Regions from separate parts of the Mus musculus genome. Here all the other regions are linked to region 3. A link is a loop called in an ENCODE intact Hi-C map of the cell type or tissue named here. Cell type or tissue: left cerebral cortex. All regions are shown on one strand. Each heading gives the region's core, and the rest is flanking DNA. Links, peaks and the distances in the headings are about the cores only. Region 1 overlaps Syt1 (synaptotagmin I). Region 2 overlaps Nav3 (neuron navigator 3). Region 3 overlaps Syt1 (synaptotagmin I).

Region 1 (8,353 bases), core at 317-8,316, 270 kb before region 3:
GATTATATAATAGAGAATTTTATCTAATAGTATGGGTAACCCAGGCGAAACATGGACGTTATGCCAAATTATAATGTAGTTATAGTTTTACAAACATTTTACAAAAATGTAATTTTTTTCTCATTAAATATCTGATCCACTTGTGTTTTAAGTATTTTGATGATTTATTAGTCATGAATGTATCTGCATTGAAAATTTATTAGATACAAGATGATTCCTAGCTGAATTTTATTTTCATTAAAATTAGCCAAATCTATTTATACACGGATAAAACAAATGAGTATAAATACATAATTTTAATTTGTATATATATATATATATGTATATAATTTTCATACTTATACACATATCCTAAAATTATGTAATATTTTTTAAATGATGAGAATGTAATGGGTAGTATTTTATAGTAGGTGGAAAATTGGGGTACTCACTTTTCTAGTACCAGTCAAAGGAAGGTAACAACATTTTAGCAATATGTTAATGAGACTTTGGGTAGAAAGCCTATGATACCTAGAGACAAAATATATGTGCTCCAAGAGCTTCACTTTCACTGGCATGTGTTTCCCACGACCGGGGAAGAAGGGATGGAATGACTTCTCGGTATAAGAAGATGTTCCTCTCTATACGCTTAGCAGAAGTTGACATCATAATGTTGTTTGATTCGGACATAATCGAGGATAACGTCTGTTTGTAGTGGCTTTTCAGATGTTTCAGTGACCATTTGCTTCTAGGTAACATGTTCATTCATTTTTTTCGTTTTATGGAATTGGATGACATGGCTAGTATTGCTTTTTTTCGAGTGGGGAAAAAAGAGTGGTATCTTCACGTCTAAATTCTTCAAGGAAGGACTTACATTTTTCATTTGGTTACATAAACTTCATCCAGACCTTTTCATTTTACATGTGCAATTTCCTCAAGAGAATTTTCATCTGTCCCAGCAAAAGGGAATGGCTCTTCTCCCTTAGATTCACAGAGAGGTCTTGAGATGTTATTCCATTGGCTCTAAAGTAAGCAATGATACCTTGGCACACAAATAGCACCATACTTAAGTGAATCCATTATCAGTGGGAACATACACTTCCTTAAAGTTATGATATCGCAATCCAGAAGGCTTTCATTCTAAATTAGGGCTGTCCGCCATTGTAAAATGTCATTGTTATCTATAAATGTGTTTTAGACTGCATTCATAGGTGTGTCCTGGGACCTATGCAGCCTGAGGCATGTTGGACATACATGCCTTAAAGTGCATAAGAAAAAGAAATTGCTGCATTGTAGAAATAATAATGCTGAAAGTCTTGTTTGTGCACTGCAAAATATAACCTTCAAAACTCTTAGCAAAGGGATCTTTTAAGATAACAGTCAGTTTCCATTCATTTGAAAACAATACTTAAGACACTTAGTAAAGACGATAAAAACTAATTTAGAGTTACAAGCACATTTTTGATACCGTTATGAGTTTCTGGCCACCGCTCTGTGAAACTCAAAGCTCATAAACAACAACCTCTGTAATTTTTGTACTTATCTTTACTTCAAGTTTGAATTGCGGAGATCAGTTCCAATTCTCTTTGACTTGGTTTTGATTCTCTAAATAGCCACACAGGACTTACAAAAGTGTCATCTCAGTGGTTACGGTATGAGGAATAAAGGGGGAGTGGTGATTATTTCTGTAACCGTCTTAACTGCAGAGAGCACGGTTGTTGTACTGATTGGGTGCCTGGGGGGGGGGCACTATGCCAAAACAGATCTCCAGAAAATTATGACGCAGGCAAAGATAAAAATTACCATCTAGTTCTCAACTGTTTGTGCTAAACAAGAGATGTAGAATTTTGCATGCAGTGAGAATGGCCTTTAACTCCCCCTTTATTCCTCATACCGTAACCACTGAGATGACACTTTTGTAAGTCCTGCATGGCTATTTAGAGAATCAAAATCAGAATCAGGCAAGATTATTTGCCAAAGATGTAATTCAGTAACTTTCTTAGCAGCCCTGTCAGACAACATTCCTTACTATGCACTAGGTTAGCAGCATGCTACTGAAACCACAAATGATATGTACAAGACATTTAGCTAAGGTCCTCTGTCAGGACTGACTTAATTCTGGATGGAAATATCTGATAAATCCCATCTAGTAGGGTACAGAAGTGGGCCCTCACTGTCTTTGTGAGCCTATTGCTATTATTTGTGAAATATGGCTTAGTGGATGACTCTAACACGTCCAGCATCTGTATAATTATTTTTGCCATAGGGAGAAACTCGTTGTATATTGTTCTCTGTGAGAACTAAATATTTTATTTTCCCTCTTAAACAATTCAGCTACTTAATCAAGGATAAAATGTGCACTGCATACTCGAAGACAAATATAATTGAAGATTTTTTAAATGTCAAACATGCTTTCCCTGAATTGCTTAAATGAGAACCACTGTCTCTGTGTTTTGTCTTCACTTTCCCTGACCATGACTATAATTTCAGTGACATGGTAACAGAGAAAGGATCAGACAACCCCACTTCAAGCCTCTGATGAATTACCTGGGTGCCCCTGCAGATTACAGCATCCTGTTTTGCCTGAAGCTCATTTCTTCCTTCTTACCTGTGATCCCATGCCTACCCTAGATAGGAAGCAGGTAATTGCATTTATTAATTGCTACTTTGAGATGCCTTCATCAACAAGGAGGCAAAAACACATGGAAATACTCAGAACATACACAGCTGTGGGAGACTCCTATTAACCCTTTGATGTGCGGTGCAGTCGCTTACATAAAGTGGAAGGCCATTTATAAAACAACTTCTCCTTCAGGAATTTCTTTCAATTCTTCACAGGTTATGTAAGCCAGCATCAAGGCCATTAAACCAGGAGTTGCTAGAGCATTTTTATTTAATACCTGAGGATAATACTGAAGGACTTATCCAAACAAGAGTTCCAAGTTAGGCATGGAGGTAGACACCTGAAATCCCAGTAGCTGGAAGACTGAAGCAAGAGGATCAGAAGACGTATGCCATTCTTAGCTAAATAGGCTAGCCTGAGCTACATGAAATCATCTCTCAACCCTTGCCCCCGCCCCAGAAACAAATTCCAAATCCTACCTTCTCAAACCCAAATATGTCTGTAGTGAAGACCTTTAAATGGTAAAACATTGCACCCTTTTGGCTTATAGATACGTGGTAATATATGCTTGTTCTTCTGCATTCCTAGGGTTTATGTTGAAGTAGCATGAACAGCAAGGCTGTTTTAAGGATGCATCCTTAGAAAATATTTTTAAACGAAGCTGCAGCTGGGCATGCAACTTACTTCACAGGCAATGAGCAAGCAAGGAAGCAGGGCAACGGGGCATAACAACTGAAATGAGCATTAGGAATTGTTTGCTACTCTTGAGCAAACTGAGTGTCATTTCTCCCCAGTTCTGGCCTCCAACAGTCTATACAGTGAAGTTGGTGATGCACAGGAACTACCTCGTGGCTTATCTTTGAGGAAAGGGGGAGAGGGGGGGGGACATATCCAGAAATGCTATTTAAACAAATGGTTTAATGGCCTTTGATGCAAGACCAGGTGGGAGAGCAAGGGATTCAGGCACCGTGAGACAGCTCCAGACTTTGGGTTTTGAGTTAGCAACATTGTTAAGAAGCAAAGTTGACACAGTTTCTCACCAGAAAGGCTAGGTAGCAAAGCGATGAAATTTGTTTCTGACATAGTGTTTCTGCCAGATCCTGGCTTACCAGGCTGGCTTCCTGCCTAATCCCCGGCATTTTCATCAGATTTGAGGAAGGAATAAAGCCAGCCATTGGGTATTAGAACATATTTCTAGAACATTTTGGATCTCTTCTATAAATAGAGTCACATCGCCATGCTACTTTAACAAATATTGAGAATATGAGACCACAGATTTTAGATTAAAAGTATGTACATGTAAGCAGGACTGCTGTCTGCATAAAAACGTGTGAGTTTCCTCTCTGTATACAGGCATTGTATGAGTCGCACATGCCATAACTTGTAGGGATCTGTTTTAAATGTCTTGCTTAAATTACTATGTTAAAATTTAAAAGTCAAGCAAATCACTACAAGACATGTCTAAGACTAGCAATCAAAATGTGACATTTTAAAAGAAAACCAGCATATCCCTAAGCCCAAACTATACCACTTTTTTTTTTAAGGTTTAATTTTTTTTTATGTCATCTTGATGATTTTTCCCTCTAGGGAGTCATAGATACTTTCTGAGCAACTCCTCAAAAACACAGAATAAATATTGATGGTAGAAGAGAGCTTGACTTCTCTAGGAACAAGGAGGGAGATGAATCCTGCCATGCCTTTGAGATTCTGTCATCAAGGACATATTGAGCACATAGGAACCATTTTTATTTCTCCTGGATTCTGACTTTTTTACCTGTACTTAGCCATTGAAGCATTTTACTGCTTACTGCATGAGTAGACGATATTATTATTTCAGCTCTCTGGCTATGTCACTACTCCGTGAATTCTCTGCTTTCTTCTTCCTTCCTGTAAGACCAATTCCCCCCTCAAACTTTTCCTTCCTGCTCTCTCTTTTCATTGTCCTTATCATTCCCCCCCCCCACACACACCTTTTCTTTCTTTTTGACACTTCATACATATGTCCCTAGAGATGCGGAGCCAGAAGGCTTTTTTGTCTTAATTCTATCATCTCCATTACCAGCTTGGTTCAGTTTTTCCAACAACCAAGTCATGTAACATGGGTACATTATAACAACCAAGACATGTAGCGTGTAATGTGTATACATTAGCATCATAAAACATATATATGCATATGTGTATGCATATATATATATATATATATATGAACATGTGCTTAATCTGTTTACATAATTGACAATGCTTAGTGGAATGTGCCATGACTTGACTGATTTTTAATAATTTGCATATTTAGGCCTCCTTATGCATAATCTTTAGACCCAAACTGATTGCAGAGAAAAATGAAGAATTACGCTCTAAAACAAAAAGTGATAACTTAGCATGGAGTGCTCTGCATGCTACCCTTGGCAATGCATTCCTTCTTCTTACCTTAATTGGTACACAGTTCTGTATTAGGGAAATATTTGTGTTACACTATTAGATCTTTATAGTAGATTTTTCCATTTTACAGATGCAATAAATAAAAAGCGATTGCTTTGGGTGGCTACAATTATACTTAGCATGTTTTTATATTTTTGTTTATTAATTTATATTGCCTTAGTGCTTAATAATGAGAATCAAATGTGTCATAATCCTCCCTATATAAGAGACTTAGTTTGCTCTTGGTGATCACAAACAAACAAAATCTATAATCATTAAATCAAAGTCTGTTTCTTATTGAAAAGATGAGGATGTTTTAATATTCTGTTATTTCTGCTATGCTAATTTTGAGGGGATTAAGTTCGTTTTTAAAAATTAATCAAGCACACATTCTTAGTCTATTAAAAAAAAACTGAAAAGAATTTCAAAGCCTATGCCATAACTCAGTTTTCCTTTAGTTACCACTGTATTATGATGATGTCAGATTAGGAATCCCATTTTCCTCCTTATTTCTAAATTCCATAGCTCTAAGGTATCTGATACCCTTAAGGATGCAAAGAACCGTGATTGGAATAGTAGGAGCGTTAGCTGGGCCATAGCTTCCTGATGCCCTCTCTCATTGCTCTCCTTGGCACTCACAGATAGAGTTTCTCATTGCCCCTCACCTAGCACTGTTAGGAAACGCTTGAGCCTATTGGTGCTTTCCCTTCCTAGTCCTATTTCTATGTTCCCCAAGAAATCAGAACCAAACCCTAACTGTAAATTAATCCCATGTGAAGTCTCTCTGCTGACATCTTCTGTCCTCAAGACCAGATTTAGGAGGAAACACTAGAACTCATGATCATTGCAATATGAATTAATATCACTGGCATCATGGATTCTCTTATATAAGGAAATAGAAATTATCATTGAGGTTGGATTATGGAAATAATGGAAAATTGTTTGAATAGACTAGACCTTTGTAGGGGCTCTTAGATGAGGAAAATGCCATCGCTGTCTTATTTCTCCATACATATCAAATACTTTCCCACATGGTTTGAATTCTGAATCCTATTTAATAACATTGATATGGTTGATAATATGTCCATATCTTTTAATAAGAGAATGATGGAAAGGAACATTTAAGGAACTTGCCCATGGTTATAGGATGCAGTATGTCATGGGTAAATTCTTAGTCATCTGTTCACTGTGGCAATACATATTATTATCCTTGGACATATAAATGGCAGATGAAAAAGAATAGAGGGTGTTCCATAGTGGATAACAATGGAGATATAACACCTAAAGGCTAAGTAACTCCCCCAAAGTTTGCATCAATTAGACCATCATATTACTGTGATATAAGAATGAATCATGAATGAATCATGAATGAATCATTGTTCACTTGAAATGACCAGATCCAAGAGGGCGTATTACTTCTAAATATTTATACAGGAATACAAATATAATAATAACACTACTTGTTTGGTACTTGTTAGTATATAATGTATCAAACCACAGTATTATCTCTTCACTACGTACAGTGATTTGCCTGGCATATGACATAAACAATGCTGGCAATATAGGCATAAACATAGTAGACAGGTGTTCTAATTCTATGGCGTTTATGTGATAGGAGTGAAGACAGAAAATTAATAACAGCAACAAACTAGAACTATAGCAGCTTCAAATAGTAGTGGTCACTAGGAAATCACAAATAAGCTGATAAATCAAACAACTATAGTTGGGAATATTGAGAAAACAAAAAGAGAAATGGAGACATAAAAGAAGAAGGAGCCAGCCCTATAAGTGTCAGGAGAAGGCATTGCTGTCAAAGGAAAAACCAGCGCAAAAGTGAGCAGAATCAGCCCTCTGAATTTAACCATCCAGGACTGCTTCGTTGACCTTTACTCTGCCTTAACATTCTAATTAAAAACATCCTGCAGCCATCTAGACATTTCCAGGGTTATAATCGTCTATGATCCCACCATGTCCCAAGTATATGGGATTTATTTCTGTGTAGTATTTCCCTGGTTTGTCTGTATGCTATAGTGGTTTCAGTGTTATAAATATTGAGCGTAAGGTCAATGGAAACTATTTCTATATACCCTATACATACTGAGTCCACTCTTTATGGACAAATATTTTTATTCTCCATTATCATATGCTGGACTACACCCCCCTTATACACTTTCCATACATCTTTTTTTTCTTTTTAATTTCTGAGAATCAAGTACATGCCTTCACCCCAATTTTATTATTTTGATGGACTTAAGTGAACTCAGTGGGTTTTTATCGCAGTAATGACTTTTTTCAATGTAATTTCCTTTCGAGTATATTTTTTATTATAACCTACAAAACTCTAATTTAGATTTTGAGACAAAAGTAAATAAATACGGAGAACGTAATAAAACAAATCATTCTGTGTCGATTATCATTTAGACAACAGAGGTCTTGAAGTCTTAACCGGAAATTATTTTTACCTTTATCTTGTTTCATATCCTGGTTTCAAGAAGATAATACCCCAAGCTTGCCTAGGTCACTCTGTGATAGTAAAACAGGTGCTTACAGATGCTCATTGTCCTATGTGAAACCGCACCACCATTTAATCTGCTGCAGCAGTTATTAGGCGATAATTAAAGCGTCAATCTTAAGTGACCCACTTTTTTCCTTCCCTAAGATTCTCTATAAGCGTAATAATAACCACACATTTTTAAAATGGAGTCATGTTTGTAACCACACATTTTTTAAATGGAGTCATGTTTGCTATGGTACTCTGGTCTGCAATCGACAGGTTAATAAGTGTTCCCTGTCAGTGGAATTAAACAGCTTTGTGTTCTGTTTGCTGTTATATACACACACACGTGTGTGTGTGTGTGTGTGTGTGTGTGTGTGTGTGTGTGTGTGTGTGTGTGTTCTGGTTTTGAGTTTTCGTTCATGTGAGGCTAAAGTGAGCTTTATAGGATTTTAAAACATTTTTCTCACTTTCCCAAGAGGAATTAAAAGGAAACATTTGATAGAGGACTGTAATTAATGAATCCACTAATGATATTTTGTAACATTTTAAACTTACATTAAGTAACCTTTACTTACATTAGCAAATATGCACATAAGTTTTTCCCATTATAGTCTCACATGTGCTATTTAATTTTTATTTTCACCTAGTTAATAAAAAATATCCTGGTCACTACCAATGAAAATAACACTACAACACTACAACACACACACACACACATACACACACACACACACACACACACACACACACACACATGCACGTTATGGGTGCAAGTACTTAAAGGTCAGAAGTGAGACTCCAATTGCCTGAACTGGTATTAAAGGCCACCTTATGTG
Region 2 (8,353 bases), core at 82-8,081, 980 kb before region 3:
TACTCTCTCTCTCTCTCTCTCTCTCTCTCTCTCTCTCTCTCTCTCTCTCTCTCTCTCTCCTCTCTCTCTCCTGTAGCCACTTATTTTGTGTTTGGTTTTTCCCTTAGGATCTGCGAGTGCACTGAGGCTGAGGCCGAGATCATTCTGCAGCTGAAGAGCGAGCTCAGAGAGAAGGAATTAAAATTAACAGATATAAGGCTGGAGGCCCTCAGCTCTGCTCACCATCTCGATCAGATCCGGGAAGCCATGAACCGGATGCAGGTCAGTCCAGGAGCTCTTTCAAGGGACAAAACGGAGAGATCAAAAGCCAGCCCTTTCTCTTCTCTTAGTCATTAGATAACAAAAAACACAGTCTTTTTAAATTTTATTTTGGCAGTCTTTGCAACTCAGCTGTTAATACCAAAATGGGGGATTTGCTCAAATCTAGGTTGTCAGTAGGAGGGCAAACAGGCAGCCTTGTACTCAAGGACTATTCAAGATACCCAGGCAAGTGAAAGGATTCAGGCAGGGAGTTAAGGTTTAAGAAGCTACTATGATTTTTTGCTTTGTTCCTTTCTTACCAGCTACCTTTGTGTTAGTTCTTAAAAGATGTCCTTTTAAAATCTGACTTTTACACATTTTCTATCAAAAAGCTAAAATTAATAACAACGACAACTTGAGCCACCCATCAGAAGCTTTGAGATATGGAAGCAGACGTTACCCCAAATGCTGTTACACCAAAGCCCCCGCCCTTCAGCAGCATCTCTGGTCTTAAGTTCAGAAAGGGTCTGTGCTCTGACCCTTTCCACTTTATTACTGTAAAGCAACAGTGGTTCCCCAGACTCCGGAAAGACGCAAAGCAAATGTTAAGCAGGTTTCCCTACTGCTGTAGAGGCTAACAGAAAGGTTTCTGTGGTTTTTCTGAGTGTAGTACCCTGCTCTGCAAAACATAAATTTCCCCCTTGGTTAGCTAGAATGCTTAGGTAATTTAAATCACCTTATCATTAATTTTGCTTTGCGTGTTTTGTCTACTTTGTATGCATTCATAGAAGTATAACTGGTATAATTTTCCTGGGAAAGTTTAATATGATTTTTTTCATTAAATAAACCATTTTATTCTTTATGAATTTTACTTCAATCCTATTCATCTCGCCATCGCTCCAAAGGAGAGGTATTAGGGCTGATGAGTAGCTTCCCATTAAGGTTGTTCTTTATTTGTCAAGAGAATCTGAACTCAGAAACCAGCACCTAAGAATTCTGGCCAAAGGAGTGCCCATGGTGGGACCCATGGCTCCAGCTGCATGTGTAGCAGAGCATGGCCTTGTTGGGCATCAATGGGAGGAGAGGCCCTTGGTGTTGTGGAGGCTCGATGCCCCAGTGTAGGGGAATGCCAGGGCAGGGAGGCAGCAGTAGGTGGGTAGGTGGACGAGCACCCTCACAGAAGCAGGGGGAAGGGGGATGCAGTAGGGAGTTTCTGGAGTGGGAACTGGGAAAGGGGATAACATTTGAAATGTAAATAAATAAAATATCCAATAGTAATAATAAAGAAAAAGAAAAAGGGTTGTGGCTGACAAACTCCTGAAAATACAGGAGCTTACATGGGATCTGACACCTCCTTTGAATTCTAGAAGCATTGCGCTCAGGAGCATAAACCCACATGTATGTAAGCACATATGCACAGATAAATTGTTTTAAAAAATCAAAACAGAAAAATTTTAGGAACTATCCAGTTACATTCTTTTAAAATGTAGTTTGTGTCTGTCTGTGCGAATGTATATGCACACCTGTGTGCAGCAGTGTCCTGCAGATAGGTCAGAAGGTCAAGTGTTCTCCAACCCTCTCTGCCTAGTCCCTTGAGGTAGGATCTCTCCTTAGCTTACAGCTAACCGATAGGCCAGGAACGCCCAGGGATCTCCCTGCCTCCATCTCCAATCTAAACTACTCTTATTTAACTGCTCGGCTATCTCTTCAGCGCCCCTCCTTTTTTTTTTTTTTTTTTTTTGGCAATGCTAAGAATTGAATTCAGGACCTTCCAAGCCAATCTCTCAAATATTGGGCTATATCCTTAACCTTAAAACTTAGTTAAAGTACATTTTAACAACAGTATGGGACAATGTAGCTTAGTGTCAAACACTTGCCTTGTATGTGTGAGGCCCTGGTTTGATACCCGGTACTACAAGTAATGACATTAGTAATTGCGTCTGTGTCGGAAAATGTAGTAAGTTATGCAGGTGAAATGGGGAACGGGTTCTCTTCTTTGGAATCGTGTTTTCATAATTTATTTTGTTTGACATTTTACCGTAGTATTTAACAAGCGTACAAATTAAGTCTGATAAAAAAAAATTTTTTTGTCATTTTCTCAAATGCTTTTTACGTTTTACTTCTTCACGGTAGAACGAAATTGAAATATTGAAGGCTGAAAATGATCGGCTGAAGGCAGAGACTGGAAACACAGCTAAACCTGCCAGGCCCCCTTCTGATTCCTCAAGCACAGCCTCTTCTTCTTCTTCACGCCAGTCCTTAGGGCTTTCACTCAACAACCTGAACATCACAGAGTCTGTTACCTCAGGTAAGTCAGTGCGCATGTGCATGGGTGGGTGGATGCACGCGCGCGCGTGCGTGCATTCATGCATGTGTGCCTACATGCATACCTGTGTGCTTGTGTGCCTGTGTGTGTGTGTGTGTGTGCCTGCGTGCCTCTGTGTGTGTATGTGTGTGTGTGTGCGCATGTGTGTGCATGTGTGTTGTGAGTGTGACATGTATTTGTTCAGATCCCCACAAGTTTATTCTTTACTCCCCTAATGGCTACTAGAGGGCATCCTGAGATCAGGAAAACCTTACCTGTCTTCAAAATCCTCTCACCAGTGCTCAGATATAGCTAAAATGTATCCTAGAAAGTCATTTATTTTGTTTGTTTATTTAGCTCAATAGTTCTGGGGAGACAGGGTGTGGCCTGGAACTAGCTATATAGGCCATCTAAACTTGAATACTCAATGCTGTACCTGCCTCTGCCTCCCAAGTTCTGGGACTTTTTTTAATAGTTATACACCAACATTCTCTAATACAGAATCTTAGAGACATAGTTTTCTTATCAGTGTTCAAAAAAAATCACAGTGAAGTACTTCTGATTATGAATAGGATGAATGGGAATAAATACTCTCTGTGGTGACTGGTGTTCATGAATATAACAATAATAACTCCGTGCCAGTTAATAGAGTTTTCCTTGTACAGAGCCAATTTCTAAATTTGACTGCACTAGCCTTCACGATGTCAGCCAGAGAGCTGCTGTATCAACCATTCTGTAGCTCTATTAAATTTTCAACAAAGGGAAAAAAGAAAAAAAAAAAAAAAAAAAAAAAACGCTGGATTCTCTCGTTGTAGTCAGCATACAAATGATAGGACAGGGGTACACTTCTGATCTGATTTCAAGTAGAATCATATGACATAATTTCATCTTCATATCTGAGGTGTAACTCAATTATAAGGTACAACTCTTCCTGGGACATTCAATCATCGACATAAAATTTCCTTTAGGACTTGTTTACATGGTATCTGCGGTAATTGCATAGCACAACCACCAGAGGACACCGGAAACCAATGTTATACACATTCCTGGGTAGCTAGACAACACTGTCAGAAACAAGATACCTAACCATTTCCCCCAAATCGCACCAAGATGCACAAGGATAAGAGGGTGAGAAGGAATATTAAAAAAAAAGCGATATTAAATACTCTAAAATTGATTATAATTTTATTAAATTGCATCTTCAAATAAAGTCAGAATACTTAAAATTCTGTTTTGACAGCCTTTCATGTTATAGAAGAAGTACAATAAAAGTACTTTCCTTCACGATCTATCCAGAAAAACAATGAACAGTTCCAATTATTCAGACAAACAATGCTTTTAACCATTTGGGACAGTAGCTTATTGTTCCACTAAAGAAATTACAGAGACTTCATGACTTGAGATTGTATTCTCCTGAGAATTGTTACCTCGGGTGATATGGAAGGACATGGAGTGAGAGACGCTATCCTACTGCAAAGAGGAGGGTTTTAATATTGAGCACATAGAGAAAGAAGTAATATTATAGATAGCAAAACTTATGAACCATGTAAAATGGTGTTTTTAAAGACATTCTTTCGGTAGTCTCCCAAGGTAGGTAGTTTCCACCCCATTTTACACAGGAGTAAACCAAGTCTTAGGAACATGACTGTAGTCATATCTGTCAACATAAATAACGTATCCAGCAAGCGGAAGAAGAGGTTTTCAAGCCCAGATCTGGATGGATCACTCACTGGCTGGAGGTTTTACTAAGTTTTGCCTTAATTATCTATCTCTATAAAGCCAACGCCATTGCTCATTTGTTTAACGGTGTGGGCTTACTCCATGTTGTCAGGAGAAGTTTTTGTATTTTAAGCTTTTCAGAGCTAGTATGTCATGGAGCGGAATGACAGGCATGTGGGAACAGCAACCGAGGTACATCTGATTGGAAGGACAGCTACCTACTCAGCATCATTGCAGAGGACTCTGTACTCTCTCCTTGGTCTTTCCCTTCTCTCTGTCATGAGCACATTCTTAGAACTTCCTGATTCATTTTAGTAGGTGTGGCTTTAGTCTCAAGTGTTTATGTAGGTATCCCACGAGCCCAAACAGATAACCTGAATTCACTATGTTTTACCTCGCCTTCCCAATTTCCCTGTCTCTTCTTCACACATGCTGGGATTACAGGCATGTGCCATTATGCCAACATCATAGCCAGATCTTAAAATATGGCCTTTCCACTATTTTTGTTGTTGTGGTGGTGGTTGTTGACTGAACCAATTTTTCCTGGCCTTTTGCTTGCCTAGAGCTTGTCACTCTTTGGTCTTATGCCCAGTGCCACCTCCTGAAGGAAGCTCTATCAATCTAGGACTTTCTCCTGTCAGACTCTCTCTATTTCACTGCCCCATTCATTTCCAGCACATCCTGAAACCACTTTGTTGAGGACATACATCCAGAGAAGAAAAGAAGTTTATTTTTTCTACTTTGATATGCATCTCAATATTCAGATTACTTCCTTTTTATTCAAAGTGTTTACTTGATATTTATGAATATTTATGAGTAGCTGAGCAAGAGACTGAAGAGGAGCTTTAGTTATGAGTTATAAGAAGTTTAAATATGAGAAACCAATGGTGTGCTCCTCTAAACCGCCAAAACTTGGAACAAGTAAATTTAAGAAACAGTTTTATGAAGCTAGTATTTATATGGGATAATTCGATATATATGTGCATTCTATAACTACCAGCTCAAGTTGATGAACACTGCTGTTTCTTCAAATGCCAATAATTTATATCCTTTGAGAATTTCATTCTATTCCAGTCATTCTAAAAGACATCATAGATTATAAAGTCCTTTATTTATCCTTTTTATTGCTAAAGAATAATTAGCAATAATTCTACAACATTTTATTCTTAAGAGACTGGAAAAAGAGAAAAAGATTGACAATATCACCCCGGAAGTTTGTTAAATTAAGACACCGTCAATAAGACAAAAAGACCACCAACAGATTGGGAAAGGATCTTTACCTATCCTAAATCAGATAGGGGACTAATATCCAACATATATAAAGAACTCAAGAAGGTGGACTTCAGAAAATCGAATAACCCCATTAAAAAATGGGGCTCAGAACTGAACAAAGAATTCTCACCTGAGGAATACCGAATGGCAGAGAAGCACCTGAAAAAATGTTCAACATCCTTAATCATCAGGGAAATGCAAATCAAAACAACCCTGAGATTCCACCTCACACCAGTCAGAATGGCTAAGATCAAAAATTCAGGTGACAGCAGATGCTGGCATGGATGTGGAGAAAGAGGAGTACTCCTCCATTGTTGGTGGGATTGCAGGCTTGTACAACCACTCTGGAAATCAGTCTGGCGGTTCCTCAGAAAATTGGACATAGTACTACCGGAGGATCCAGCAATACCTCTCCTGGGCATATATCCAGAAGATGCCCCAACTGGTAAGAAGGACACATGCTCCACTATGTTCATAGCAGCCTTATTTATAAAGCCAGAAGCTGGAAAGAACCCAGATGCCCCTCAACAGAGGAATGGATACAGAAAATGTGGTACATCTACACAATGGAGTACTACTCAGCTATTAAAAAGAATGAATTTATGAAATTCCTAGCCAAATGGATGGACCTGGAGGGCATCATCCTGAGTGAGGTAACACATTCACAAAGGAACTCACACAATATGTACTCACTGATAAGTAGATATTAGCCCCAAACCTAGGATTCCCAAGATATAAGATACAATTTGCTAAACACATGGAACTCAAGAAGAATGAAGACTGAAGTGTGGACACTATGCCCCTCCTTAGAATTGGGAACAAAACACCCATGGAAGGAGTTACAGAGACAAAGTTTGGAGCTGAGATGAAAGGATGGACCATGTAGAGACTGCCATATCCAGGGATCCACCCCATAATCAGCATCCAAACGCTGACACCATTGCATACACTAGCAAGATTTTATCGAAAGGACCCAGATGTAGCTGTCTCTTGTGAGACTATGCCGGGGCCTAGCAAACACAGAAGTGGATGCTCACAGTCAGCTAATGGATGGATCACAGGGCTCCCAATGGAGGAGCTAGAGAAAGTACCCAAGGAGCTAAAGAGATCTGCAACCCTATAGGTGGAACAACATTATGAACTAACCAGTACCCCGGAGCTCTTGACTCTAGCTGCATATGTATCAAAAGATGGCCTAGTCGGCCATCACTGGAAAGAGAGGCCCATTGGACATGCAAACTTTATATGCCCCAGTACAGGGGAACGCCAGGGCCAAAAAGGGGGAGTGGGTGGGTAGGGGAGTGGGGGTGGGTGGGTATGGGGGACTTTCGGTATAGCATTGGAAATGTAAATGAGCTAAATACCTAATAAAAAATGGAAAAAAAAAGATTATTTTTGATGACAGAGAACTTTCCAATGGAGAAAAGAACTAAGATTGAGTCCCAGAGGAGAGGACTTGCTAAGAATGCACAAAGCCCTGAATTCAACCTACGTGTAATATTGTTAGTTACAATAATAATAAACCTTTGAGTGATAATTTTATATACCTGTTGCTGAACCCAATGACTGCTCAAATCGTCCCTGTGACAGTGCTCCTTGCTACCCATCCCCAATGTTCTGGATTCCTAAGTGAAACACACACAGAAAGAGAAGGGAGGTGGGGGGGGGGGGGAGAAGGAAGGAAGGGAAGGAAGGAGAGAGCATTTTATAATTTAATATGTCTTAAACATTTCAATGACTAGGCCACTTCCAATCTTGCACATGGCTAACACACTCCCCTCCGATATTCCTGAGTTATTACTTACTAAAACCTGTATTCCATCTTGGCTGCCCCAGACCCAGACCTGCAACCCTCTCGGGCTGCGTTCGCCAGCACCTACATGAAGGCTATGTTCTCTGTCTGGCACAACTCAGGCATGGCTTCTCCTCCTTTCCTGGCCTGGCCTGGCGGTTCTCCACCTTCCTGCTCCTTTCTCAGTCCCTTGCCCAGGAATCCTAAAGTCCCGCCTCAGTTTCCCTGCCCAGCCATTGGCTGCCAGCAACTTTGCCAACCAAAACCAACAGGGGGCAGGGTCCCTCAGTGTCTTATGGGTACACATGTCCATTCTCGTGCAACTTGGGGGACCAAATCCACAACATATACCATATCTCTAAAAGTTGTTTATTAATTGCATGATATTTAAGTAATTTTTGCCTCTTCCTGTATGACATTATCCATTTAATTATTACTGACATAATAGAGGCCATTCCAGGAAGGAATGGTAGCTCCTAAGTATATTCCCAGCACTCAGAAGACAAGGATCACCTTGAGTCCCAGGCTAGCCCATAAGGGAATATGATCCTCCCTCAAACAAACAAAAATAGAAAGATTCCATTGTCAGGAGTCATCTTAATAAGTTGTTGTGGTGATGATAGTAATCACAGTATTTGTCTGCATGAAATTATTAGTGCAGTTGGGTCAGACACATGCCTCATCTTTATCCACAGAATAATATCTTCATATTAGTATTAGGTATGACTCCATAATATCATCGCTGCTAAAGGAAAACAACATGTATGCGGGATGCTTTTTATATCACTCCTCCAAACTGAACATTTATCTTCTATAACATGTTTTAAATTTTAACATTTAACTATGTTTAAAAATCTGGTGTTATAAATGCAAGTAAGCATTAGCATACCTTAGTAACTATTAGACTATGACTAAAAACAGAATTTTAGTTTTGAAGCTGTTAGTATACAGGATACAGGAGAACAATGTGTAACATGTTTCTGTAGGTGTGTATAATGTTGTCACTCTTAGTATCATGCTTGACA
Region 3 (8,353 bases), core at 70-8,069:
CACAGCTGAACGTGAAAGGGCACCCAGTTAGGATGCACCACACAGACTCCCAAGAAGGGGGTTGATGTGAGCACGGCCATTCTTAAGAAATCTCATTCTTGCTGCTGTTAAAAGTCGCAGGATTAGACTGGAAATACTTGGGTTGCACAGACACCACTGTAGGTAAAGTGGGTTATTCAAGGTAGTTCCTGTTCCGTGTACTTCCTCTCAGAATTCTGTTACTCACCATGAGAGGCTTAATTGGCCTAAAGTATGATCTTCCAAAAGTGGGGATTGGGTAAAAAGACATTGGACTCATAGGCTCTGCAACTGGATTGCCTGAAGCCGGCTCTACCTTGTGTGAGCTTCCTGACATGGAGTGATGACTCCGACATATCACTGGCATCTTTGTCTCCTGTACCTGTTTCAATGAAGAGTTAAATAGCAGCCTGCTGAGCAATCTGTAATCATATCTGACCTATTGTAATTGGCAAATCAATTATAGATATTTTTGTGCTTTCTAGGTTTGAAGAGATCACTTTTTTAAGATACATTAGTTTTTTTAATCCTACAGTTGTGCAGTCCCTTTTGTGTTTCTGTAACAATAGACAAAAATTGCTATAGAAACAGACAAATCCAAAAACAAACTATCAAATTGCCTAATTTGTAAACAGTCATAAACACTTTTAAAAAAAAGATTTATTTATTATATGTAAGTACACTGCAGCTGTCTTCAGACACTCCAGAAGAGGGCATCAGATCTCATTATGGATGGTTGTGAGCCACCATGTGGTTGATGGGATCTGAACTCTGGGCCTTCCGAAGAACAGTCAGTGCTCTTAACCACTGAGCCATCTCTCCAGCCCCAACATTTTTAATTATAAAGTGTGCAACCTTCTTACTGTTTTACATTTTCTTAGGTTTAAAAGAGAAGCGTTTCCAAGTATTGGGACTATCTGACACTGAGTTATTTGGGTTTCATTTCTGGGTATTGTTCCATGTTCCATATCATATACTCTGGAAACTGCTTTACTTTTTTATTCTTTAACATCTGCTTGCTGCTACTCCCTGTGGTCCTCTTTAGTATCTTCCTTATTTCTATTCCTCCCCTCTAAGGACACTAAGGCTGGATTCAGTGGTTGATAAGCATTGGGTTTACAGTTCTAGGTGGTTTTCCCTGCATTGACATCTCAGCTCTGTGACTTTATGCCATGATGCTAACTATGTGTAGTCCAGGAAAGTACCCTGACCACAGAGAGAAGGAGAGGGAATTTGTATCTAGTTAGAAATATTTCCAAAGAACAAAAGTGTGCAGCGTGGAAAGTACCCAAACTTGGAATCTCAGGGGCTTAATTCGGAGAATCTCTATCCTTTCTACTCCAAGGTCCAGGACCAACTGAAAACTAGGTCAAAAAGACGTGCTACTACAAATCAATACAGTGGCTTCTTGGAGCTAGTTGATTATGAAGCTATATGTATAACCCCAGTGAGGTTCTTTGAATTAAGCTTACAGTTCAGACATGGACCAATACCCCAAATGGGCAGAAGGTCTTCCCTGTAAGCATGCTGTACATCCAGCAAAAACAAGCATGTCACCTCTCTGCATACATGCAGATGAGGGTAAGAACAGAAATATTTGAGCAAGCGCATTCAATTCCCTTTTCCAAATTCACCTGTCCTAGCAGCCATCTTTGTTCTGCAGAGGATGTATGGAAGAAGGTAGCCCAAAAGATGTACACTAACACTCCCTTATTTTTTTCTCCTTTAGGGAGTAGAGTGGAAATTTCCCCTTTGGTTGGTTAGATGTGAAGAGAGAATGTTTTCCCATTCTAAAATAGACACCAGCCATACTGTTCAAAGAAAAAGCTCCCAGATGGTTAGAATGAAAGAGAAATACTTCAGAAAGGAGGTGCAACTTGAGAGGAATCGAAGTTAAGACACATGAGATGAAAGGATGAGGAGCCATGAGCAGTCTGGTGGGACGTCCAGGAGAGACATCTGGGAGATTTCCAAGCATCAAAGAGGGTCGGAATGATACTGGAGTGTGCTTGGCAATAAATTTAATAACATTTAAGACATATTTTATGACAGCTAAGAAATAAGAATAAGGCAGACGTGATCATGTGTTTACAATTAGGAAGTATGTACCCTTATGTTAAAAGTGACCTGGTAGTCTATGGTGACATCACACCACAGCAATGATCTATGATGACATCCTACCGTGACAATGGATGTTGTGGAGTTCAGGCATTGATTCTGGCATTTGTGTCGTTAGTGGAATGAGCAGAGATTGAGTAGAACACTAAAGGGGTCAGCAAGAAGGAGGAGAAAGTTGCTCAAGGATAGAAAAAAATAAAGACACTTTTAGGGTATATGATATGGAACATAGAACAAAAACCCAGAAATGAAAGCCACACTACAGAAGTTATATCATGAAAATAAAAATAATGAATTTTAATGGACAAATGACAGAGAGCCTTTAATGGATCTTTAAGACTCTGGAGCTGCTAGCAAAGTATAGTAAGAACCACACCAGAAGTTATTGATGAGGACCTAATAGCATGAAATTAGAAAAAGCAAGTACCTCAAGGAAATGCTTCATATTGTCAAGAGTACTGAGTGACAGTCTGGTGGCGTCTTCTATCTGACCTCAGAGAGAAATGGAGCAGAGCATTTTGAAGAAAGATTTGAGGATTTATTACAATATGTAATCAGATGCAAGATACTGACAAGGTTCAGGTCTGAAACTATGGTAATCAGAAACACTCAGAGTCTAAGAGACCTGGAAAGCAAGATCAATCAGTACAGACAGGGGAAAGAATAGAAGAGGATCTGCAGCAGGGAGCAAGACGATGATGGCTTCACGGTGGGTAGCTGGGAGGAACTACGGACAGTGTGAAAGGTGGCATGATTTAAGCATCTTCAAGCCTTGCCCATGGCATTTTCACTCCACTTGGGATGTTGAAAGGTTGAATCCATTCATTGTGTGAAACTGGGAATTGGTATTGGCATCATCATATTGGAACAAGTTTCTAACACCAACCAAGATTCAAGAGACAGACACAAAGGCTTGCTAAACCTGCCTCATGTAGTCATGATGCCACCCAGTGGTTAGTTTGGTTATTTTATAGGAGCTTGCCCTTGCTCTTTAAGAGTGCTTCCAGTGAATATCCATCAAAGTTTCACACGCTCCCAAGAAAAGTGTTTTATTTTATCTCCAAAACTCACAGAGGAGAGATTCGATTTGCTCTTCACATCTAAGCTAATGGAGTTATACCCAGCTTGTTTTCTATATGTGTTATGCGCTGAAAAACATGATTTAGCCTGTCTTCTATCGAAATTAATGCAATAAGGAACCATGAAATAATAGGGCTTACACTGTACTCAATTTTAGCTCTAATAGAAACACAATGAAAATAACATCTGCGACACAGGCCTGGCTGATCAGAGGAGAGTAATGGATATTTGCTGCCGTGATTTTATTGGTGTTCTGGGTTTGGCCCTTTGCAGGATGCTCATCACTATAGTAACAATGCAATAAATACTTTTAATTTGCCTTATATTCACTTTCCATTTGTCTATAAGGTCATCTGGGCAAGGACAGCTGAGAGACTTTAATATGGCTATCAAGAAAGTAATATAAACTTAACTGCCACTAGAAGGGACCCCACCCCTTTGGAATGTTTTTGAAAGGAAATTTTTTAAGTTTACAATGTCTCTTTAAGAATATATATCATAAAGTAATTGTAGCAATGTCCTTCTTGAGTGACTCAAACTTTTGACAATGTAACTTTCTATTCACACACATACACACACACACACACACACACAGTGTAGAGAGAGAAAGAAATCATGATTTATTTTAAAATCTCATAGTAAATGGCTTTCTGACTTAATTATTTTAATTAATTTCTATGAAGCAAAAGTGAGAATAAGGACTATTTCATTATCTTAACTATCACTTGTTTGTGAAATCACTAAATATTTTAACCATGCTGAAACCAGGAGGCCCCTCAGTTAATTCTCATCAATAAATACAAACACTCATCAAAGCACTCTGGAAGCATCAATATTGACTCTGCTCCTAAGGACCTAGGGGAGAACTGTCCCTTCAGTCAGTGATAGCTTTTCTTTTCTTTTATTTTGGTATTATAATATAATTACATCATTCCTTCAATTTCCTTTTCTCCCTCCAAACCTTCCCATATACTCCTCTTGTTCTCTTTAAATTCATGAATGCTTTTTTCACTATTATAGCATGCATATATATGCATATGCATATATATATGTATGTATGCATATATATATACGTACATACATATATATATAAAACCTGCTTGGTGTGTCTGATATTACTCATATGTATGTTTTTCAGGACTGACCATTTGGTATTGGTATGCTCTTCTCTAGGGAAGACTATTTCTCTCTCTCTCTCTCTCTCTCTCTCTCTCTCTCTCTCTCTCTCTCTCTCTCAGCATCCCGTAATAGCCTGTACTTGTTTGTGAAGGTCAGAGTCTCTTGAGCTTTCCCTTCATCAACTTTGACATATCTGTTGTTGTCCTTGCTCGGGTCATCTTTGACCAGTCAAGTTGATGAGACATTGAGTGTAGCTTCTGACGTTACTAGGTGATACAATGCCATATTAAAGTGCCTGGTCCTCTGGCTCCAACATGGGATGGTAACCCTAAGCGAGCAGTAGTGGCACACATGCCATGGCAGTAACCAACAGTGTGGAGAGGAGTAGTGGCACACATGCCTTGGCAGTAACCAACAGTGTAGAGAAATACTCTCCACCTTATTTCTTAAAATATATTCTATCAATGAACTGAAAGATCACCAATTGATTAGACAGGCTCTCTGCACCCTTATGTGTAACTAGGGTCACAATACCACAGCACTTGGCTTTACCTAAGTGGTAGGGGTCCAAACCTGGATTCTCATATCCCAGTAAGACCACTGTACAGACCATGCCATCCCACTAGCCTTTAGACTTTATAACCACATTTTCCTCACATTTCCTCAGCTTAGCTATATACCTGCCACTATGAAAACAATGTCATGGACATATTTTACTGTATCTGAGAATCCACAAAATGGGATTTTAGAATATCTATACCAATAACACTGCTACTAATAAACCAATAACATCAAGTTTTAAGAGCTTAATTACCCTCCTCTTCCCTTAGTCTCTGCATCACTAAGAGAATTATGTTTAACTCCCTTAAGTGGAAGGAGACCCACTTCATTGCAGAGAGATAAGGATTTATTCTGATTTTATGTCTTCATAGCCCTCTAATTTATGGACCCATCCAAATCTCTCAACCCTCTGACATTTGGTGTTAGTCCCCACCCCAGACATTATGAAACCATTTGCATTATGTATGGTGCTTTATATTGTAGAAGGTATATACTCAGAGTAAAATTTTAGATGACTATTGCCACTTTAGAGAGATAACAGCACTAGAAGGATAGGCAGGCACAAACACATGATATCCTGGGAATCTTTAGCATTTCCTATGGTGTTTCTTTTAGGCCAATCAAGATATAATACACAAAATAATTCATATGATGGAAATTGTGAAGTTGAGATAAGTCTCGGAGATTGATCCTTATCGGTCACAATAGAAGGACTTGAGATACTAATGGCAAAAGTATGGTTAAATGTATATAACATTTTTATTTCTATCAATATTGCACATCTGTACTCTGAAATCCAATCTCCTTTCCTTTACATTTCTTCTAAGGCCCTTTTTGCTCTTCACAGCTTTTCTACACTCTCTATAGATTTCTAGTATTGGTGTGTAAATAATTCATGTAGTCTATGCTAGTTCCCATTCTCAAATAGCTCAGTTTGGCCACCTAAGGTAAGTGACTGGAAGCACTGTAGATCCCCATCATTGGATACCAAAGGCTTTTCATTGCCACTCATGAGGCTCAGCTCCAAACTTTCTAGGTAATGGAAATCACTCCAACGTTCCCGTTACGTTTTCTTACAGTTGATGACCTTGAGAAGAGCAAGGACATTCCAGGTCTGTTCCTAGCAATGCTACTCTTCCTTTCTACGTTTAGCATCCTTATTTCTTTTCTCTTCTAGTTCTCCACTCTCCAAGATGACATAGCTCCTGCCCCCCTCCCAATGTGCTCCCTCCGGAGCTGTGCTCCATAGATCATCTTCTTTTGAATTTATACTGCTTTAATCTTCTGGCAGTTTCTCTTTGTCTGCACGTATTTGTAGGTCTCTCTGTTAAAGCCACTTCTTCCACCTGATGTACTGGAGTTAAGACTTTGTCCTTTCATCTGCTAGATTCTGAAAGGGGTACATTCTACTGAGTAGCCAGTCCCTTGGAATCTAACTTCCAATTGGTAGTAGTTGCCTTTTAAGAGTGTCTATTGTAGGCCAGGTGTGGTGGTGTGCACCTTTAATCCCAGCACTCGGGAGGCAGAGGCAGGTGGATTTCTGAGTTCGAGGCCAGCCTGGTCTACAGAGTGAGTTCCAGATCAACAAGGGCTACACAGAGAAACCCTGTCTCGAAAAACAAAACAAAACAAAAAGAGTATCTAACAAAACAAAACAAAAAGAGTATCTATTGTAAATAATTAATAATATATAATGAAAAAGACTGTCTGGTGATCTTGAACCTCTCACGCTACTAGTCATTTCTGTTTGTCCTCAGACTTTCTATAATATGTGGTAGAATTATGTGCTCTTTTGTTTAAACTTCTGTCCCGTGGTTTTAAGGACATCTTGTTGCTGTAGTTTGCTTCCTGGCTGCTTTTTCTTACTCTTCTTCACTACCTTCCTTCACCTACTAAGTTAGACATTCCCAGAAACAGCTTCCACAGGGTATTTGAATGCTTCTCAGGTAAATGAGTTGGAGGTTCTATCTCCCAATATGCAAAAATATCATGACACATTTTGGGGCCTGAGAGTAGGAAGAAAAGAAATACAGATATAGATAAGTCCAGATCTCATTCAGTTCTGGGGCTAAATTCCATGAGCCAGTGCTTAGCACAGTAGTATTTTTTAACTGGTTATAATTTATAAACATACATTTCAACACTTCCTTCTGTAATTCTGTGGAGAAAATTATTTTAGTCTAAAAACTCAAAGCAAAACACATCACATTATGGGGTCTTAACTGCCCTTCTTTGTGCTCTTATTAATCATCTATTACTTTCCACTAGAGTCCACTCTATTTCTCAGCTTTAAATGTCTGACATTCACAATAAGATCAGCTTTGATTGATATTTGTCATTTTCTGATATGAAATGGTCTTGGTAAATAAAATTCAGAATAAAGAGCAGATATGTTACTATAGTTAGAAACTTAATAAAAAACTTATCCCCCACCTTTGTCCTAGATCAACAAATATATATTCTCTGAAAATTTAGATAAGGACTCAGCAGAAACATCAAATGCCACCTGTAACAGGACCATTTCATCTGAGTAACTCAAACGGGACAAGGTGGTAGAGTATGTGTGACTAATAGCTGCCTCCTTTTACAGTGGTGTATCATGGAATAGGTGTGCCAGGTTTTAGTAAACACATCAAGTTAGACAGAGAGGAGAATATTTGCCTCCAATGAGAAGTGGTTCATGGGGCCAGTTGGTTCTCACCAAAGGTAAGGTCCCTTAGGACATTTGGTAATGTATAGAGACATCTTTGACTTCCAGAACGTACAGGGAGGAGATGCAATTGTCGTTTAGAAATGCCACCAAGCATCCTGCAATGGACAGCTACTTCCCAAGCAGAGAGATACGTGATGCTCTGAGCATAGGAGAATACATGGCTTTGTTCCTGGATTTTCTTAGAAGAGCATTAGCCACACTTCTCCTCTGACTATCTCTTTTCAAACACTTTTCCTCTGACCTTTTTTTTATTTTGTACGTAAATGTTTAGTTGAGAGTGCTACCTTCAATTTGTTTTCTTGGCTGTTCTCAAGGGTCAATCATTGCTTACTAAAGTTTCTGGGCAAGCACAAAGTGGTAAGGCCCATGCCTGCTGGGCATAATTACAGGAAACAACTTCGTTTTTAAAATCTCATAGCACAAAGTACACGCACAATCACACATTATAATTCGTTCCCAGTGTGTTTGTGCCCCGAGTAGCTCTCAGCGGGACAGCATCACAGTCTCGGCCAAGCACCACATTTTCCAGCCACCTCTTGAAGTAGAAAAAGCAACAAATCTCCCAAAGTGAGGAAATGATCTGCATTTTTTGCCCGCCTTGTTTAGTATGTTCCCAATACGATTGCTATCTTCCTATGAAATAGACAATGAATTACTGATTACATATAAAAAAGAAGAGGAAATTAGTCATGCTAGCCATTATTAGTGTTTTATTGCATAGCGTTAAAATAACAAACACGCAAA

The links. Hi-C counts contacts between places; a loop is a spot of excess contacts. Peaks named below come from ENCODE experiments on the same cell type or tissue, not always from the same donor. Only the 100,000 strongest peaks of a DNase experiment are listed, where the experiment ranks them.
Region 1: it touches region 3 in a loop (2.4-fold over the local background); 2 of 42 quality-filtered maps call a loop at or near these places.
Region 2: it touches region 3 in a loop (3-fold over the local background); 4 of 42 quality-filtered maps call a loop at or near these places.

What each region holds. Positions count from the first base shown.
Region 1 is chr10:108,999,051-109,007,403 of GRCm38, reverse strand. All of the region lies in intron 1 of Syt1 (synaptotagmin I), which reads left to right. Among named protein-coding and RNA genes, the nearest start is that of Syt1, 7.7 kb to the left of the region's middle. In left cerebral cortex, for the core only: no CTCF peak of the experiment used is centred there; DNase peaks (open chromatin) are centred at 640, 1,727, 3,319 and 3,649; H3K4me3 peaks cover 2,767 bases; H3K27ac peaks cover 3,900 bases.
Region 2 is chr10:109,708,428-109,716,780 of GRCm38, reverse strand. Nav3 (neuron navigator 3) reads left to right here. Exons shown (of 38, transcript NM_001368815.1): 27 at 108-261; 28 at 2,374-2,548. Among named protein-coding and RNA genes, the nearest start is that of Gm40757, 110 kb to the right of the region's middle. In left cerebral cortex, for the core only: a CTCF peak has its summit at 3,556 (motif pointing right); a DNase peak (open chromatin) is centred at 3,565; H3K27ac peaks cover 732 bases.
Region 3 is chr10:108,728,906-108,737,258 of GRCm38, reverse strand. All of the region lies in intron 3 of Syt1 (synaptotagmin I), which reads left to right. Among named protein-coding and RNA genes, the nearest start is that of Gm5136, 33 kb to the right of the region's middle. In left cerebral cortex, for the core only: a CTCF peak has its summit at 3,091 (motif pointing left); DNase peaks (open chromatin) are centred at 1,806, 3,064 and 8,028; H3K27ac peaks cover 3,102 bases.